2 separate regions of the Homo sapiens genome follow, and region 2 is linked to region 1. A link is a loop called in an ENCODE intact Hi-C map of the cell type or tissue named here. Cell type or tissue: IMR-90. All regions are shown on one strand. Links, peaks and the distances in the headings refer to the core of each region. The heading gives the core; the rest is flanking DNA.

The links. Peaks named below come from ENCODE experiments on the same cell type or tissue, not always from the same donor. Only the 100,000 strongest peaks of a DNase experiment are listed, where the experiment ranks them.
Region 2: a loop joins it to region 1, with 5 times the contacts of the local background. A loop is called at or near these places in 1 of 110 quality-filtered maps.

Annotation. Positions count from the first base shown.
Region 1 is chr16:65,694,002-65,699,628 of GRCh38, reverse strand. No RefSeq gene overlaps it. Among named protein-coding and RNA genes, the nearest start is that of LINC00922, 120 kb to the right of the region's middle. In IMR-90, for the core only: no CTCF peak of the experiment used is centred there; no DNase peak of the experiment used is centred there; H3K27ac peaks cover 267 bases.
Region 2 is chr16:66,135,313-66,140,939 of GRCh38, reverse strand. LOC105371316 (a long non-coding RNA gene) reads right to left here. Exons shown (of 3, transcript XR_933684.2): 2 at 4,658-4,830. Among named protein-coding and RNA genes, the nearest start is that of CDH5, 230 kb to the left of the region's middle. In IMR-90, for the core only: no CTCF peak of the experiment used is centred there; no DNase peak of the experiment used is centred there; H3K27ac peaks cover 469 bases.

The sequences.
Region 1 (5,627 bases), core at 482-4,481:
AGTGTGGCACAATCTAAATATGTTTACCCCTTCAGTGGGTTAGCTGCTAAACACTAATCTGAACCAGGCATTAACCTCTCTGGGCCTATTTTCCACCGTGGTAATGAAAGGGTTTGAAAGATTTGCAATGATTTTTTCCAGCTTTAGTATTCTGTGATTCTACATGTCTCTTTTTTATGTTTAAAGAAGGGATTGGTTTCTTTTTTATATTTAAAGAAATGGCTGGCTGCTTTATTTTACCAGCAAATACAATACCCCTCCTACCCGCCTCTCCAACTCTGGTTTCATGAATGTATTTTCATGGACCCATGTGTCAACACAAGCCCTGACCAAGACATTTTATCCCACAAAGAGCGTTGTGTAGATTAAAGGAAGAAACAGAGATTAAAACAACGGGGCTTGCACATTCCGATGGCTCTTAACTTGATTTAAACTTTTGACCTCTAATGCTTCCCAGCTGTTTTGAAGTCACACATCCCGTGTTGATTAGACTCACCCCAAAAGTGATCCAAAAAGAGGGGGTTGCTTCAGTGAACCATCACCCTGCCTGACTCTGGGGTTTGCAGTTCCTGGCTGAAAGTGGTCACTGCTCCCCCAAGCCCTTTGCTCTGTAACTGAGCCCAGCAGGAAGAGCTCCCACACTCTCTCCCTCTCTCTCTCTCTGCAGACAGAGGCCACCCTTTTAACAATTTGTTTTTACAATGTGAAAAAAGAGTGGGAGCAGGGGAAGAAGCAGTGTTCCTGTCCCCCTCAAAATAACATAACCCAGGTGGTGGGAGTTAACTGGGAATGTGGAGGGTTCTGATTCCAAAGTACACATTGAAATAAATGAAAACCAACTGAAGTTAAGATGGGCAGAGACAAAAGAAGAAAATTCAACCCTAGGTTTTTATGGTTTTCTTTTTTGTATAGAATCCTAATCATGGGGGTGAACTCGGAAAGCATGTGGTTTCTTCTTTTCTTTTTTCTTTTTTCTTTTTTTTGAGACGGACTTTTGCTCTTGTTGCCCAGGCTGGAGTGCAATGGTGCGATCTCTGCTCACTGCAACCTCTGCCTCCTGGGTTCAAGCGACTCTCCTCCCTCAGCCTCCCGAGTATCTGGGATGACAGGCATGAGCCACCGTGCCCGGCCGCACGTGGTTTCTTTTTTTTTTTTTTTTGAGACAGGCTTGCTCCGTTGCCCAGGCTGGAGTGCAGTGGCGCGATCTTGGCTCATTGCAAGCTCCGCCTCCCGGGTTCACGCCATTCTCCTGCCTCAGCCTCCTGAGTAGCTGGGACTACAGGCACCCGCCACCAAGCCCGGCTAATTTTTTTTTTGCATTTTTAGTAGAGACGGGGTGTCACTGAGTTAGCCAGGATGGTCTCGATCTCCTGACCTCGTGGTCCGCCCTCCTCCGCCTCCAAAAGTGCTGGGATTACAGACATGAGCCACCGCGCCCGGCCACGTGGTTTCTTAAGATAAATTCTCTAACATGGAGGACAATGAACAGAATCTGGGAAGCAGCTGTCCCTATTGCTGGGGAATGGATTCTGCATGCCGGCCATGCCTGGTAAACTCTCAGTCCATCACCAGGCCTGGGGTCCGGGTGCCTGTGGCCTGCATGAGTCGGGGAGAGAGTTAGGAGCCCCCGAGTTCCCCACAATTCGTCACCGAGGTGATGTTAGCAGGTGTAACTCTATTTTTTCTGCCATCATTTGTTTTTGTCATCATGCCTTCTGGGACTTCCTGACACATCCGATGCTGTCTTAGGTGTTCCTTTGTAAGCCAGAGTCTACCTGAAGAGGGAAATCCAGGGGACACAGTAGTGTTGGCGTCAGGCTCTGGTCCTCCAGGGAAAATCTCCAGCAAGGAGACCTGGCAGTTGCTTGAGGCTGTGGGTCTGCAACACTAATCAGCAGGCAGGAAGCCAAGGATTCAGCCAACACGTGCAGGGCATTTTGGACATCCAGCATTCACTCCATGGAAGGAGTGAATTCCTAGGGTGAGTGGGAGGCTTCCCTCCCCACCCCCGCCCCACCCCGAATGTGGTCCATCTTGTCAGCCAATTCTTATATGCCAGTGCATACAAATTAATTCTGTGGGTAATTTTGATAGAAAATTTGATGAGTTGGCCAGAGAAACTTCAGTAGAGAAATTAAAAGTAGTAATTCCAAGAGAGGAGAAAATAAAATGACAGCTTTGATTATTTCAGCCACTTCAGGCCCAGGGCATTGGATGGAGATGACATTTTAGTTTTCTAACCCATTTCCTCATTTTGATTCTTTTAAAAAAATTGCCATTGCACCCAGATAGAGAATTCTTGGTTCATCTTGGAACATGCATGAGCTGGAGGATGCTTCACTGCCGGATCTGTTCACTAGATGGCATGGCTCAGACCCACTGAGTTGCACAGATTCAGCTGGGCTAAGAAAGTCCTGAGCAACTTGAGTCAAATACCCACTGCCTTTGTTAATTCATTTATGACAAACTGTGGGCCCCTAAGAGTAGAGAGAATCAGGAGATTCTCTGATTTGAAGCAGGAATTATTGCTGGAGGAAAAGTGCCTGCAACTGGTTTAGGGAAAATTCACGGAGACAGAGGGCACCTGGTAGATCATCTTGTTCATCTTGTGGTTTGCAAACTTGTTTGAAGCGATAGAACACCTTCCTCAGCAAAAGCCAGTTATGCAGAGCTGAATAAGTCATGCAAGTAATGGCAGAACTATTGAAGTTGCTTTCTGAAACCCTTAGGAATTGGGAAATATTGACTGACTGACTGATCGACCTCCCTCCCTTCCTTCCTTCCTTCCCTTTTCTTTCTCTTTCTTCTTTTCTCTCTCTCCTTCCTTTCTTTCTCCTTCCTTTTTTCTTTCTCTTTCTTCCTTTCTTTCTCTCTCTCCTTCCTCCCCTCCTTCTTTCTCTTTCCTCTTTTTTTTTCCTTTTATTTTCCAGCATTAGAAACTGAGGACTAGATAGGGCAAGATGTCCATGGAAGATCTTGGTCCACAAGCAGTCCACTGAATGATTTTTCTGTAAAACCACTACTTTATTTATTTAAAACCCTCAAGTTCCCATAAAAGGAGTTTGCAGAGCAAATTGTTTTAAATTCCCTGGAGCAACATTGTGGATGGATACACACATTTGCCAAATTCACAGAATGTTTGTTTCATTAATTGTGTTGACACTGATCATAAACTCAAGCAGGGCAAAGATGACAATGAGTGTGTGAACTCTGGGCCAGACAATAGACACACACTTTTATGCATCATTTTATTTTTCTTTACAAGAACCCTACGAGATTGGTATTTCTATCTGTAATTTATAGATGAGGGAAAGTGAATTTAGAGTTTAAGCTTTTTGTACCAATGAATATATTAAGTTATGGGTGAAGTCTTATAACAAAGAGACTCTAAGACACAATGGCTTGAATACAGTAAAAGTTTACTCCTTCAGCTTCCATAGGAAGGTGATGTAGGACAGCCAAGGGTAGCTGGGTCTGTCACAACATGTGGCTTCCATCCCTCCATCCAGTGTGGCATTTCCGGGTCATGCCATCTCCCAACCAGTCAAGAAGCCAAAGAGCCAGTAAATGATGGGAATAATATTTGAACCAAGGCTTATGTAATTCTTTTTTTTTTTTTTTATTATACTCTAAGTTTTAGGGTACATGTGCACATTGTGCAGGTTAGTTACGTATGTATACATGTGCCATGCTGGTGCGCTGCACCCACTAATGTGTCATCTAGCATTAGGTATATCTCCCAATGCTATCCCTCCCCCCTCCCCCTACCCCACAACAGTCCCCAGAGTGTGATATTCCCCTTCCTGTGTCCATGTGATCTCATTGTTCAATTCCCACCTATGAGTGAGAATATGCGGTGTTTGGTTTTTTGTTCTTGCGATAGTTTACTGAGAATGATGGTTTCCAATTTCATCCATGTCCCTACAAAGGATATGAACTCATCATTTTTTATGGCTGCATAGTATTCCATGGTGTATATGTGCCACATTTTCTTAATCCAGTCTATCATTGTTGGACATTTGGGTTGGTTCCAAGTCTTTGCTATTGTGAATAGTGCCACAATAAACATACGTGTGCATGTGTCTTTATAGCAGCATGATTTATACTCATTTGGGTATATACCCAGTAATGGGATGGCTGGGTCAAATGGTATTTCTAGTTCTAGATCCCTGAGGAATCGCCACACTGACTTCCACAATGGTTGAACTAGTTTACAGTCCCACCAACAGTGTAAAAGTGTTCCTATTTCTCCGCATCCTCTCCAGCACCTGTTGTTTCCTGACTTTTTAATGATTGCCATTCTAACTGCTGTGAGATGATATCTCATAGTGGTTTTGATTTGCATTTCTCTGATGGCCAGTGATGATGAGCATTTCTTCATGTGTTTTTTGGCTGCATAAATGTCTCTTTTGAGAAGTGTCTGTTCATGTCCTTTGCCCACTTTTTGATGGGGTTGTTTGTTTTTTTCTTGTAAATTTGTTTGAGTTCATTGTAGATTCTGGATATTAGCCCTTTGTCAGATGAGTAGGTTGCGAAAATTTTCTCCCATGTTGTAGGTTGCCTGTTCACTCTGATGGTAGTTTCTTTTGCTGTGCAGAAGCTCTTTAGTTTAATTAGATCCCATTTGTCAATTTTTTCTTTTGTTGCCATTGCTTTTGGTGTTTTGGACATGAAGTCCTTGCCCACGCCTATGTCCTGAATGGTAACGCCTAGGTTTTCTTCTAGGGTTTTTATGGTTTTAGGTTTAACGTTTAAATCTTTAATCCATCTTGAATTGATTTTTGTATAAGGTGTAAGGAAGGGATCCAGTTTCAGCTTTCTACATATGGCTAGCCAGTTTTCCCAGCACCATTTATTAAATAGGGAATCCTTTCCCCATTGCTTGTCTTTCTCAGGTTTGTCAAAGATCAGATAGTTGTAGATATGCGGCATTATTTCTGAGGGCTCTGTTCTGTTCCATTGATCTATATCTCTGTTTTGGTACCAGTACCATGCTGTTTTGGTTACTGTAGCCTTGTAGTATAGTTTGAAGTCAGGTAGTGTGATGCCTCCAGCTTTGTTCTTTTGGCTTAGGATTGACTTGGCGATGCGGGCTCTTTTTTGGTTCCATATGAACTTTAAAGTAGTTTTTTCCAATTCTGTGAAGAAAGTCATTGGTAGCTTGATGGGGATGGCATTGAATCTGTAAATTACCTTGGGCAGTATGGCCATTTTCAAGATATTGATTCTTCCTACCCATGAGCATGGAATGTTCTTCCATTTGTTTGTGTCCTCTTTTATTTCCTTGAGCAGTGGTTTGTAGTTCTCCTTGAAGAGGTCCTTCACATCCCTTGTAAGTTGGATTCCTAGGTATTTTATTCTCTTTGAAACAATTGTGAATGGGAGTTCACCCATGATTTGGCTCTCTGTTTGTCTGTTGTTGGTGTATAAGAATGCTTGTGATTTTTGCACATTGATTTTGTATCCTGAGACTTTGCTGAAGTTGCTTATCAGCTTAAGGAGATTTTGGGCTGAGACGATGGGGTTTTCTAGATATACAATCATGTCGTCTGCAAACAGGGACAATTTGACTTCCTCTTTTCCTAATTGAATACCCTTTATTTCCTTCTCCTGCCTGATTGCCCTGG
Region 2 (5,627 bases), core at 1,123-5,122, 440 kb before region 1:
AGACCCATTATCAGAGGCCCCAGAGGGTTTCCAACTATTCATTTGTTCCTCCTTCCAAATTACATTTTAATCAAAATTTACAAACATGTTAATTTCTGGCCAAACTGCAGCAGTATACAGAAATGCCATTTATTTTGGAGTGCTAAACCAAAGCCTCTTTTCTTTGTCCTGCTTTGTTCTTGTTTTTAAACTTTCATTTGTCCCAATTCCGGAGCTGATCCCAGGTGTTGAGATTCCAGGCCTAGGAGCTCCCTTCTGAAAAGGGTGTGTGTGTGTGGAACTCTGCACAGACTCTCCGCTCCTCAGTAGCAGAGCTGAGTTGGTAACTTGGAACCAGTCATGGCTGAAGCTTGCACACTGGCAAATCTGACTTTCTGCCCATGTCCCCAACAGGGATGCTTTAGATATGCAGGTCTGAGTGTCCCAGTCCTGCCTAGTCATCTCTCCATCACACCCTTCCCCACTGTACAGCAAACTATTGGCACATTGGAAACCATGGGAGTACTTCACCCAGAAATCTGGCCTCACACACTCCCTGGGACCAGAGAGTTTGACACCATGGGATCTCAAGGTGCCACGAGTGGTCTGTTTTCTCCATGTTGCCTTGAACTTGCCCAGGTGAAGAATTAATTCCCAGGTAGGATAGGCTGCACAGCATCCAATGTAAAGCCTGCCCTACACTTTAAATAAACTCTGCGTGTGCAGTGTCAAATCACTTCATCTTTCCTACACCCTTGGTGGCCCAGAAAGGTTCAGACATGTGCTTGCAGTCACACAGCCAATGAGGGATGGATCAGGATCAAGAAACAGGAAAGTTGCCCGCAGAGGCAGTGGGTGAGCTTAACCTTGGTGTGACTACTGTTCTCGGGGAGTGACTGTGGCATGTCTACACCATGTTAGTTACTGAAGAATTAGGACTCATTTTCTGAAATACTCGTGAGCTGCAGAAAGAGTGAGGGGGTCACCCTGCAAAGGCTGGGGCTCTCTTGAAAAGGGGTGCAGGCAGCTAGTTGGGGAGGGGGGCTACCAGAGGAAAGAATCTCCAATGGGGAGGAGCCCCAACATCAGGCCCTGGAAGGAAACTCTCAAATGACTTGAGTTCACTAGCCTGGAGGAGGGAGAGTAGAGAAATATCTGAACTGGTTTAAAGAATCCGTGGAAAAGGAATTAGCTAGTTATGCATGTCCCAAGTATGGAGCCATTACATAGCAGCAAATTCTGTTTTGATATAAGGAAGGACCTTCAAGTGTTTGTGATACCCAAATGTGGAACTACCCGACTCAACTGGTAGTGAGTTTCCTGTCACTGGAGCATCCTATCAAAACTGAAACCACCTGCCTTACTTAATGAAAATTTGAGTACTCACTAAGTGCACTGGGGTTGGGAGCAATGACAGCCTTTTAAGTGTAACATAAAACTGAGCCAAGGTTTTAATTAATCCCAGGACTTTGGGAGGCTGAGGAGGACGGATCACTTGAGGTCAGGAGTTTGAGATCAGCCTGGCCAACGTGGTGAAACCCTTTCTCTACTAAAAATACAAATTAGCCAAATACAAATTAGCCAGGTCGTGGTGGCACATACTCATAATCCCAGCTACTAGGGAGGCTGAGGGGGGAGGGTCGCTTGAACCGGGGAGGCGGAGGTTGCAGTGAATGAGATAGCGTCACTGCACTCCAGCCTGGGCAAGAGAGCAAAACTCTGTCTCAAAAAAAAAAAAAAAAAAAAAAAAGGAAAATGCAGGATGCAAAAGTATGCATACATCATGACCCTAATTATGCACATACATTTATTTATTCCCTATTTGTCTCATAAGAAGTATTGAAGACAACATGGATGAACACACCTGCATACGCACCCCGTATGCCTAAACAAGTCTTTGAAAATGTGAATGGTTATTCCTGGGTTGTAGGATTGTGGGTATTTTCAGTTTTTTACTTTATTTTTTTTTTCCAGTATTTTACAAGTTTAAAAAAAATGTCTCTATAACAAAGTGGGAGCCCCCAGAAGATCCGAAAGCAGTTGTTGGAATGCCTTAGGGACTCAGTGATGATTAGTTCCCTCTCTGCCTGCTTTCTCCCCATCTGCTTACCCCTACCAAATGAGCAGATCATGCAGGTCATTCTAGACAATGGGAAGTCAGTGCTCTCAGAGGGTCTCATGCCCTCTAGGGGTCCTGGGGCCAAGAAGCCGCTAGGGGTGCAGACCACCTGACCACTGATCATTCTTCTTTTGACGCAAACAAACAAGCACCTTCCCCAGGTTGAGCCAGGATCCCACCAGGTGTGAACCTAAGGAAGTGCTTGTCTGTCACTCTGGAAACTGGCTCAGGAAATCCCAGGTCTCTGAGAATGACTTCCAAACTCAAAATGCCTTGTTAAACACAGTTGCTCTGAATTCATCAGCTCAAGCCAAGCCTTGTCATAATCTCCAGAATCACAATGACTGAAACAGGGGGTGCTGATACCTCCGGTGTGCACATCAGGTTTACTTATACTTTTATAAAGAGGTTATTTGCAAAAGTGCAGTTAATCCCATCATGCTTTATAATTTAAATGTCACTACAAATGATGGCTGACATGCAACTGATTAACAGCAGCCTTTAGTGCCAAATTAATCAGCATCTAATCCAGAGGATGTATTAAGATGGAATAAGATTTTAAAAAAACATTCCTCCTTCCCAGCCCTCTCTGCTGTTATTTCAATAGAATGCCCAACTTTCCTATGCAGTTTGGGAGTTTGACTAAAAGGTATGTTTGAGTACTTTTCTTACATAGAAAGGACGCACAAATGATAAATTGTCAAAACAGAAGTGTGATTATCCCCTTTGGGGGAACTGAATTCCCTCCTCTTCCTTTGATGTGGCTGGGACGACCTGTCAATCATTCTGCCCAAAGATGCCTGATGGGGGAGATGGGTGAAGCCACATCCATCTATCTCCCAACATTCTAGAAAGATAAGCCATGTGTTGACAGTCCCAGGAGTTCCGGTCCTTCTGAAGGTATAATACATTTTTGATTTTACCTTTGATTCTGTGAGTGACCCTGTGTCCTTGCAATAAACTCTTTTTTTTTAAAGAGTTAGCCAGTGCTTGTTTTTATTGTTTGACAAAAAGAGTCTTGATATAAATGTGTTGAGGGAAAAGGATTCTAAAGTATTGAAAAGTTCTTTAAACAAACAAAAGATTAAAGAGTTAAAAGAGCTCTCCTCCCCAGGATTTCTACTAAAAATAAACAATATTTTCAAGGAAAACATGCTGAAAGAGTGGAGGATTTTCTCATGGGTCAGCTGCCATCTAGGTGTAAGTGAATTTTTCTGCCTTCCTTATCAAAGAGTCTTAATGATATTCTTCGGTACTTCCTGATTCTTAAACAAGGCCCTGGGGCTGGAGAACAGGCATCAGCCCTAAGTGTACATTTTAATTTCCTTCCTGAAGTTTTATCTTTGTTTTCCAGCATCTTTTGCCGTTCCTAACTCTGGGACCTTGGGATGTTACCTATTCCTGCAGGTGAGATCTCCTTCCTTACAGCCCAGGAGTGTAGGAGCCAGGGTGAAGTTCCAAGGGTAACTCTTACCTTCTAGTCTGGGAGAGACAAGATGAGACTGCTGACCTCCGTGGGCCTGATTGCCAGGCAACCCTCCGGCAAGGTCACCTTTCCTACCACCTCCGGCTATTCATATCTAAAAACCTTGTTCTCTTCCTTTTAAATGCATTTCCAAAGGTTATAGTACATGAAACAGAAGACTTAGCTCTCTGAGAGCTCAATTTTGACTTTGTAAAATTGAAAGCAATGGCTCCTATGTGGGAAAAAAAATGTCTCTTGAAACAAAATGAATAATTACATCATGCGTTCGTGATTATTACCAACATGTGTCAAAAGTGGAACTCACATGTCTTTACCATAATCCCCCATATTCAGTCTCCCACCTGCCGGAAGCTCAGTATTCTCAAAGAGGCAGCTTTCCCACTGGAAAGATGTGACTTCTGGGTCTTGAAGGCATAAATCTGTACCCAGAGGTGCTATGTATCCACGATGGTGGTTTTTAAACTTTATGTTTTTCTTTTTCTTTTTTTCTTTTTTTTTTTAAAGCAGCAGAACCTTAAATGATATATTATGCAAACACAGACCCTATTTACAGCTGGGGCAGAGTAAACAATGATTTCCAACAAGTGAAGTTTAGCTGACCTAGATATTTGCATATCTTTAAATAATATTCCGATTCTTTATTACTTTCACTGTGGAAGGTGAAATGTTGATGTTGTGCTTCTCTGCCTTGATTGATCTCTCTCTTTTTTTGTTTTTTTTTTGAGATGGAATCTTGCTCTGTCACCAGGCCTGAGTGCAGTGGTGCGATCTTGGCTCACTGCAACCTCCGACTTCCTGGTTCAAGCGATTCTCCTGCTTCAGCCTCCTGAGTAGCTGGGATAACAGGCATGCGCCACCAGGCCCGATGATTTTTGTATTTTTAGTAGAGACGGGGTTTCACCATGTTGGCCAGGATGGTCTCGATCTGTTGACCTCGTTATCCACCTGCCTCGGCCTCCCAAAGTGCTGGGATTACAGGCTTGAGCCACCACACCCGCCCTGATCTCTTGATTTCATAGGTCAAGGTAGAGTGGTTACCTGTGACTCAGATAAGCACTCTATTCAAAGCCTACCTGCTGGGATCACAAGAGACCATGACCCAGTCATCCTCATCTTCCTCTTTTTGACATAACCAAGTTTCACAGAAGTTCCTGGTCAAGTAATAATGATGCCCAAGTTGGATCGAGTGCTTGCTGGGTGCCAGACACAGCTGCATTTGCCATCTTATGCAGTGCTTACAACAGTCCTAGAAAGGAGGAATTATTTTACTATGGACATTTTACTGATAAGCAAACTGAGGTTCAGAGAGGTTGACTAACTCACACAAGATCACACAGCAAGTAAGGGGCACCCTGCGATCTGTACCCTGGTGGAGAACTTTAGAGCCACACTGGTAAGCACCACCACCTGGAGCTCCGCAAACCCTAACTGGGTGCAGCAATAGCAAGTCCTCTTTCCCCTTTCCGCTTCCTTCCCTTGCGGTTCATCTCTGTTCTTCCCTTCTCTCCTTCTCCCTTGCTTGGAGACAGCCTGATCAATTTCTTCATCTTACTAGGAGCCCCAGGGGCTGCTGACACCCACTGTCTCTTTTGCTTAAATGGAAACATCACCAGGGCCAGGTCCTGGCATGCACTCTGGGAAAGATAAGGTGGAAAGTTTACACACCAGAGCTTCCAAGGAATGTGCAGAGAAAGCGATTTGTGATGTGTGATTTGAAACACCAAACTCCTTCTGGGCTCAGAGCTATGTCCTACCTCTGGGAGCTGCTGGATCCGTCTCTGCCCTCATGGCTGGGTCATGCGTGCCTATTTTAGGAGGAACTCTCCTTTTAAGGGGAGTCCAGCTGGCGGATGTTCCTCTCCAGCTTCCTGCAGTCCCAGACACTGGGCTTCTGCCAATGTCAGCCTGAGGTGGAAGCCATGCAGGCAAATAGTTTGCCCAGGTCCTGATGCTTCCAAAATCCTGTTGGTCCACCAAATTCCTTCTTCCCATTGTGCCCCAAGGTTGCTTCCGCCCACTGCATCCCAATGTTTCCCCTCTTCC